Linked DNA regions of Homo sapiens: all the other regions are linked to region 2. A link is an interaction called in ENCODE POLR2A ChIA-PET data of the cell type or tissue named here. Cell type or tissue: GM12878. All regions are shown on one strand.

The links. ChIA-PET counts read pairs that join two places held together with the same protein. Peaks named below come from ENCODE experiments on the same cell type or tissue, not always from the same donor. Only the 100,000 strongest peaks of a DNase experiment are listed, where the experiment ranks them.
Region 1: POLR2A ChIA-PET joins it to region 2 with 10 read pairs; 4 of 35 experiments call an interaction of 5 or more read pairs at or near these places.
Region 3: POLR2A ChIA-PET joins it to region 2 with 12 read pairs; 2 of 35 experiments call an interaction of 5 or more read pairs at or near these places.

Annotation. Positions count from the first base shown.
Region 1 is chr17:64,487,978-64,490,477 of GRCh38, reverse strand. All of the region lies in intron 4 of POLG2 (DNA polymerase gamma 2, accessory subunit), which reads left to right. It also overlaps a transcript of MILR1 not described here. Among named protein-coding and RNA genes, the nearest start is that of POLG2, 7.8 kb to the left of the region's middle. RefSeq lists a silencer at 322-496. In GM12878, no CTCF peak of the experiment used is centred here; no DNase peak of the experiment used is centred here.
Region 2 is chr17:64,395,396-64,397,895 of GRCh38, reverse strand. No RefSeq gene overlaps it. Among named protein-coding and RNA genes, the nearest start is that of PECAM1, 5.8 kb to the right of the region's middle. In GM12878, no CTCF peak of the experiment used is centred here; a DNase peak (open chromatin) is centred at 1,525.
Region 3 is chr17:63,913,613-63,916,112 of GRCh38, reverse strand. All of the region lies in intron 1 of LOC112268204 (a long non-coding RNA gene), which reads right to left. Among named protein-coding and RNA genes, the nearest start is that of CSHL1, 3.6 kb to the right of the region's middle. In GM12878, no CTCF peak of the experiment used is centred here; no DNase peak of the experiment used is centred here.

The DNA of each region.
Region 1 (2,500 bases), 93 kb before region 2:
ACCTTGACATTTTTGAAGAGTACAGTCTAGTTAATCTGTAGAATATGCCTTGGCTGGGATCTGTCTGCTGTTTCCACGTGATTTATGTATTTTTGTCGGGAGTACTACAGAAGTGGTAGTACTGAGAAGCTCTCTTCTCAGTGTGTCATATGAGGAGTGTTACTGGTGATGTTAACTTTTATCATTTAGTTAAGATGGTTTCTACTAGATTTCTCCAGTGTAAAGCTAATAAATAGTTTGTATTTATTAATTAACGGCCAGGCGCAGTGGCTCACGCCTGTAATCCCAGCACTTTGTGAGGCCGAAGTGGGAGGATCATGAGGTCAAGAGATTGAGACCATCCTGGCCAATGTGGTGAAACCCCATCTCTACTAAAAATACAAAAATTAGCTGGATGTGGTGGCTTGCCCTTATAGTCTCAGCTACTTGGGAGGCTGAGGCAGGAGAATCGCTTGAACCCGGGAGGTGGAGGTTGCGATGAGCCAAGATCGTGCCACTGCACTGCAGCCTGGCGACAGAACGAGACTCTGTCTCAAAAAAAAAAAACAAAAAAATTAACTAGTAATTAATAAGTGTTGTGGGCAGATACTTTAAGATGATGCAGACAATTTCTTTGTCACCAAATTTTGCCTTACTGGTTGCAGCATCCATTGATGATTCTTGCCCAGATCAGTTACTAATGTGAGGTTTGCCAAATGGTGATTTTTTTTTTTCTTTATTTGAGACAGGATCTCACTCTATCACTCAGGCTGAAACACAGTGGTATGGTGATAGCTCACTGCAACCTCAAACTCTTGAGCTCAAGCAATCCTGCCTCAGCCTCCCAAGTAGCTAGGACTACAAGCATGTATCACCATGCCCGACTGATGGTTTAATATTTGTAGAGACGGGGTCTAGCTTTGTTGCCCGGGCTGGTCTCGAACTCCTGGGATGAAACAATCCCCCTGCCTCAGCCTCCCAAAATGCTTGGATTATAAGAATGAGTCACCATGTTTGGCCATGTCACCAAATTTTGCCTTACTGGTTGCAGCATCCCTTGATGATTCTTGCTCAAATCAGTTACTACGATGAGGTTTGCCAATGGTGTTTTTTTCCCCTTCCCTTTTTTTTTTTTTTAAAAAAAAACAAATTCCATCATTCCTTCTAGATTTACTGGTCAGCAATATACTGTAGAGCTTTTCCTTCTCCTCCATTTTTTTTTTAAATTGGTATTTCACAGATTACTTTCTCAGGGGGTTACAGTGTGTTACTGTCATTATTTATTTTGATGGTCAAATTGTCCTAGACTTGGCCAGTGTCCTTTTGACATATTTCCATCATTGTCTTGACGAGCACTTCCTTACCTTTTGTAGCAATATATTGTTCCAGGATCATCAGTGAGCCAAGACTGTGCTGCTGCACTCCAGCCTGTGCAACAGGATGAGACCATGTCTCAAAAAAAAAAAAAAAGAAAAAGAAAAAATATATAGCAAAAACATAGGAGTTTATATATAATGAGTAGAAAGTAGATTAATTTTTATTTTTTTATTTTTTGAGACAGCATCTCACTCTGTTGCCCAGGCTGGAGTGCAGTGTCGCGATTCCCAGGTTCAAGCAGTTCTTCTGCCTCAGCCTCCTGAGTAGCTAGGACTATAGGTGTGCGCCACCACGCCCGGTTAATTTTTGTATTTTTAGTAGAGACAGGGTTTCACCATATTGACCAGGCTGGAATTTTTAAATATGAATAACTAATGAAAAACTAGAAGGCTTATTAACTGGTGAACATTTTCCTTTAACTCCACCACCATCACACTTCATTTTGGGGTACTCAGCTCTCAAATGAAACTTATTGGTTATTATCATAGTTAACGAACAGCTCAACCTTGTGACTAGGGATTTAAAGATGATTTTTGTATTGTGGCTATTAGTGTCTTATTTTGTTCTTTTTTTTCTTTTGTATGAAGAATGGGGTCTCGCTATGTTGCCCAGTCTGGTCTTGAATTCCTGGGCTCAAGCTGTTCTCCTGCCTCTGCCTTTCTGAGTGCTAAGATTACAGGTGTGAACTACCATGCCCAGATTATTTTGTTCTTTTATTGGTATCATTTTCACTAATGAAGAGTTTTCCTATTGCAGAAATTTTTCTCTTCCATGACATTGTTCCTTTTCTGTTTCCAGAGTTCACAAAATTATTTATCATTAGTTGAACATGTTATAAAATATTAAGTAGAATTTCTGTCATTTAGTATGCTTTCTTGAAATGTTTCTGAGGCCATTTCTTTCTTTTTTTAAAATTATTTAATAGAGATGGGGTCTCGCTGTGTTGCTCAGGCTGGTCTTGAACTCCTGGGCTCAAGCAATCCTCCTGCCTTAGCCTCCCAAAGTGCTGGGATTATAGGCGTAAACCACTGCACCCAGCCTCTTAGGCCATTTTGTATCTGTTTTTAGTTGATTTTATGGTTAATGTCCAAATATATTTTTTAGAGAACAGTGAAGCAGACCAATAAAGGCTGAAGAACAGTTA
Region 2 (2,500 bases):
AAATTAGCTGTGCGTGGTGGTGCACACCTGTAGTCCCAGCTACTTGGGAGGCTGAGGTGGGAGGATTGCTTGAGCTCAGGAGTTTGAGGCTGCCGTGAGCCATGATTGTGCCACTGCACTCCAGCCTAGGAGACAGAGTGAGACCCTGTCTCAAAAAAAAGATGTTGGCTGGGTGCGGTGGTTCATGCCTGTAATCTCAGCAGTTTGGGAGGTTGAGGTGGGCGGATTGCTTATGGTCAGGAGTTTGAGACCAGCCTGGCCAACATGGTGACATCCCATCTCTACTAAAAATACAAAAATTAGCTGGGCATGGTGGTGCACACCTGTGATCCCAGCTACTCGGGAGGCTGAGGCAGGAGAGTTGCTTGAACCCAGGAGGCAGAGGTTGCAGCAAGCCAAGATTGCGGCACTGCACTCCAGCCTGGGCCACAGAGCAAGACCCTGTCTCAAAAAAAAAAAAAAAAAAAAAAAAGGCCAGGCGCGGTGGCTCACGCCTGTAATCCCAGCACTTTGGGAGGCCGAGGCGGGCGGATCACGAGGTCAGGAGATCGAGACCATCCTGGCTAACACGGTGAAACCCTGTCTCTACTAAAAATACAAAAAATTAGCCAGGCGTGGTGGCAGGTGCCTGTAATCCCAGCTACTCCAGAGGCTGAGGCAGAGAATTGCTTGAACCTGGGAGGTGGAGGTTGCAGTGAGCCGAGATTGTGCCACTGTGCTCCAGCCTGGGCAACAGAGAGAGACTCTGTCTCAAAAAAAAAAAAAAAAGAAAAAGAAAAAAGACACACCAAAGATAATGATAATAATAATAAAAGGTACATACTGTATGAATCTTTACAAAATTCCAGAACATGGAAACTAATCAGAAAGCAGATCAATCTTTGCAGTGGGGAGGGTGCAGAGGGCAAGGGAGACGAGGGGCATAGGAACCTTTTGGGGGTGGTGGATGTGTCTGCTTCCTTGATTGTGGAGGTTGTTTCATCAGTATACACATGTCAACACTTTTCTGAGTGTATACTTTAAACACAGCTTATTTTATGTCAATTATATAATACTTCATAAAGCTGAACAGAAATTCAATTTCTTAATTAAAATTTTAAAGGTAATACTGCCGGGCACGGTGGCTCCCGCCTGTAATCCCAGCAGTTTGGGAGACCAAGGTGGGTGGGTGGATCACCCGAGGTCAGGAGTTCAAGACCAGTCTGGCCAACACGGTGAAACCCCATCTCTACTAAAAATACGAAAATTAGCTGGGCATGGTGGCACATGCCTGTAGTCCCAGCTACTCAGGAGGCTGAGGCAGGAGAATCACTTGAACCCTGGAGGTGGAGGTTGCAGTGAGCTGAGATAGTGCCACTGCACAACAGCCTGGGCAACAGCGCAAGACTCCATCTCAAAAAAAAAAGAAAAAAGTGAAAGGGTAATACAGTCACATGATTTAAATAACAAAAGTACAGAAAGCTTTACAAAGAAAAGTCCCCAACTGCTCAGTTTCTGCCACCCACCCCTCTGCCACAGATAATAAGAATCCTTTGCATCCTTACTGACTTTCTACAAGTTAATGTTTACCCTCCCCTACTGATTGTAAAGTATTCTAGTCTACTGTAAATAGCAAGTCAAACAAACGTTAATAACCTTAGAGTGTGAGGTAAACCCTGGACAGGCATGCAGTACTCATTTTTGCCTATTTCCAATTTCAGATACTTTTTCTTACATTATGGAAACTATCTGTTCATATTCTTTGCCCATTTTTCTATTGGATTGTTGGTCTTTTCTTTTTCTTCTTCTCTTTTATTTTCTTTCTTTTAATCAGGCAGCCTCCCAAGCCAGAGTAGCTTAGACAGACTCCCGAACTTTTTCTTCTTAATTTATGAGTGTTCTTCACACACTAGGGAAGTTAGCTCTTTGTCCGTGATGTGAGTTGCAAACATTTTTTCCAGTTAGTAGTTTTTCTCTTGACTAATTTTTTTTTTTTTTTTTTTGGCAAAACAGAACTTTTTTTTCATAAAGTACAATTTATCAATCAATTTTATGGCTTCTGGATTTTAAGTTTTAGTTAAACCAGCCTCTGCCATTCAAGGTTGTAAGGACTTCTTTTCTTCTTTTGTATTTTCTTCTAGAACTTTTTTTTTTTTTTTTTTTTGCGAGACAGAGTCTTGCTCTGTTGCCCAGGCTGAAGTGCAGTGGCATGATCTTGGCTCATTGCAACCTCTGCCTCCCAGGTTCAAGTGATTCTCCTGCCTCAGCTTCCCAAGTAGCTGGGACTACAGGCATGTGCCACCACGCCTAGCTAATTTTTGTATTTTTTAGTAGAGACAGGGTTTCACTATATGTGGGCCAGGCTGGCCTTGAACCCCTGACCTCAGATGATCTGCCCACCTCGGCCTCCCAAAGTGCTGGGATTACAAGCATGAGCCACTGTGCCTGGCCCCTTCTAGGACTCTTATGGGTTTATTTGTACATTCATATCACTGGTCCATTTGGAATGTATTCTGGTACA
Region 3 (2,500 bases), 480 kb after region 2:
GTACTTCTTGGTTGTTCAGAGATCATCAACCAGTGCAAACAATCCCCCCATCAATACACAGCAGTGCCTGCCCCTCTCCCCCCGAGGTCTTCCGAGGCCCTTCCTCCGTGCCTGAACCCCCTGGACATATCATATGGCAAACTGAAGTGTCCAACGAGATATAGGAAGTGAAACACGATGTACACTGAAACGTGCAATACAAATATGCAGCATGAAGTGCCTCGGTTCACTAACCCGAGCTACGCTGGGTGCTTCTTTTCTACCACTTTCCTTAATGCCTATGGACACCTCATTCTGTGGCTGAAGTTCCTTGTGTTCAATTCCCCCCATCTTCATTGAACATCCTGTGTAGGGACCTCACCCCTGTCCTGCTAGCTTTGCACTGAGGCAAGTTCTGTCCATGCCTAGTAGTGCCACCACCTTTACTAGATGAGACTTCTAAAGAGCTTGGCATGGAAGGAAAGCCCGGGGGCCTTGGAAGCCATCACTTAGAAACTGGGAGAGCTCCAGGCAAGCCACCTCATCTCTTTGAGCCTCAGTATCCTCACTCACATCCCTATGGTCAGTAGAGTGCCAAGCACATGGTGGACACGCAGAAGTATTGATCATCTTCCTCACCTCCCCTAGGAGAGCCCTTGGGAATCCCCATATAATATTCTCTGAAGACCTCAATCCAATGAGCCAAGTAATTGACTCGGTAGCAAACTCATGGAAAGGACATTAGAAGCCAAAAGGAGGTAGAGTATGTCCCAGTACAATAACCAGCCTCTGATCTCAAGGAAGAAAGAACAGAGCTGCAGGTGAGAAGTGTGCGCCTCAAATCACCAAAGTGAGAGTGGAAGGAGCACCCACCAGTCCCTTGGAGGCGATCCCTAAGACCGGTGAGAATGGCTTCGAAAAATGTGATCGTCCTCAACCCCACAGTCTTGAACCTAACAGGAGATCTTGAAGCCTGAAAGACACCACTTTAGGATCAACAGCAGATCTGTGACTTTCCACAGCAGGCACACAGAACCCTAGAGTTAGTCGAGGTTGGACATAGGAAGGGCTTCCAAACACACAGAGAAATTCATGGATCCTAAATTATAAAGGCAGGTTCTTTAAAAGAACCAAGATGATTGTGAGATTACGTAGAGTTTTTTTTTGTTTTTCTTGATACAGAGTCTCGCTCTGTTGCCCAGGCAGGAGTGCAGTGGCATGATCTCAGCTCGCTACAACCTCCACCTCCCGGGTTCAAGCAATTCCCTGCCACAGCCACCTGAGTAGCTGGGATTACAGGCACCTACCACCATGCGCAGCTAATTTTTCTATTTCTAGTAGAGACGGGATTTCACCATCTTGACCAGGTTGGTCTTGAACTCCTGACCTCATGATCCACCCACCCTGGCCTCCCAAAGTGGTGGGATTACAGGCATGAGCCACTGCGCCCGGCCTATTCTGAGCCTTTTGAAGCTGACGCCAGAGGCGCGAAGCCCAGCCTCTCCCCACTGGCCATGTGGAGGCTCTCCCTGAGTAGTCTCTCAGCCTGCAGGAGCCAAGGATCTGGACCCAAGTGATGCCCCAACAGTGGGCAACTTCCCAGTACTGTTAGGAGAATCCCAAGTCTAATGCAAAGTTGATTTTTTACCAGCAATGAATGATAGACATGGTCTCCATTGCTCAAGGCTCTGGGAAGATCTAGACTAGAGAAAACGATCATCGACTTCTACCCACACCTGAGGGCCTCAGTTCTTCCCTCTGGTCCATGGCTGCCATGGTAACCCCTTATAAAGGTGTTTCCCCAGGGGTCCCTAGAGTCCTCTGAGTCACCATAATTCTGGGGTCAACAGAAGTGGAGAGGTGAGAGGAGACACTCCCCTGCCCTGGCTGGTCCCACGTGTTCCTGGCAGTAACCTGTCTGGGGAGCCTCGCCACCCCTGTGCCCACCTGCGGAGTTATGCAGTGGTCCCCAACTAGGGCCCCTGCCACCCTCATTCCTAAAGGAGGCTGGAGACTTCTTCCATGGCCGAAAATCCACATCTAAGTCCCCAGCACTGGCTAAAAGGCCCTGTCATGGGGGCTCCCTGTCCCAGCTGACATTGGAGGAAGGATGGTGGGGGAGGCAGGGACCTTCTTCTACTTGGAGCTCAGGGACCCTCTTCCATTCGCACCTGGCTCCTCCTCTTTGCTGGTGCTGGAAGGAGCAGGGGAAAGTGGTGACTCCACCCTCCCTTGGCCCCATATTTTTCGGAGCTGGTATCATCGATGACACCCCTCTTGGATCCTCACACAGGCCTGCCTGGAGAACAGCTCACAGCACAGTGCCCTCCCAGCAGGTGATGAGTCTGGGGTGCTGGTCCGGTAATGCTTCAGGAGTGACGGCAGAAAAAGGAGCTCTGTCTTCCCCTCTGAAAGTAGGGAGATGGCAGGGCCCCAGCATTCACATCCTAGGCCACAGGGGTGTGGGTGTTCAATGTTGGTTGCCAACACCACAGCCAATCACTTCTAGAAGCATTTGCTT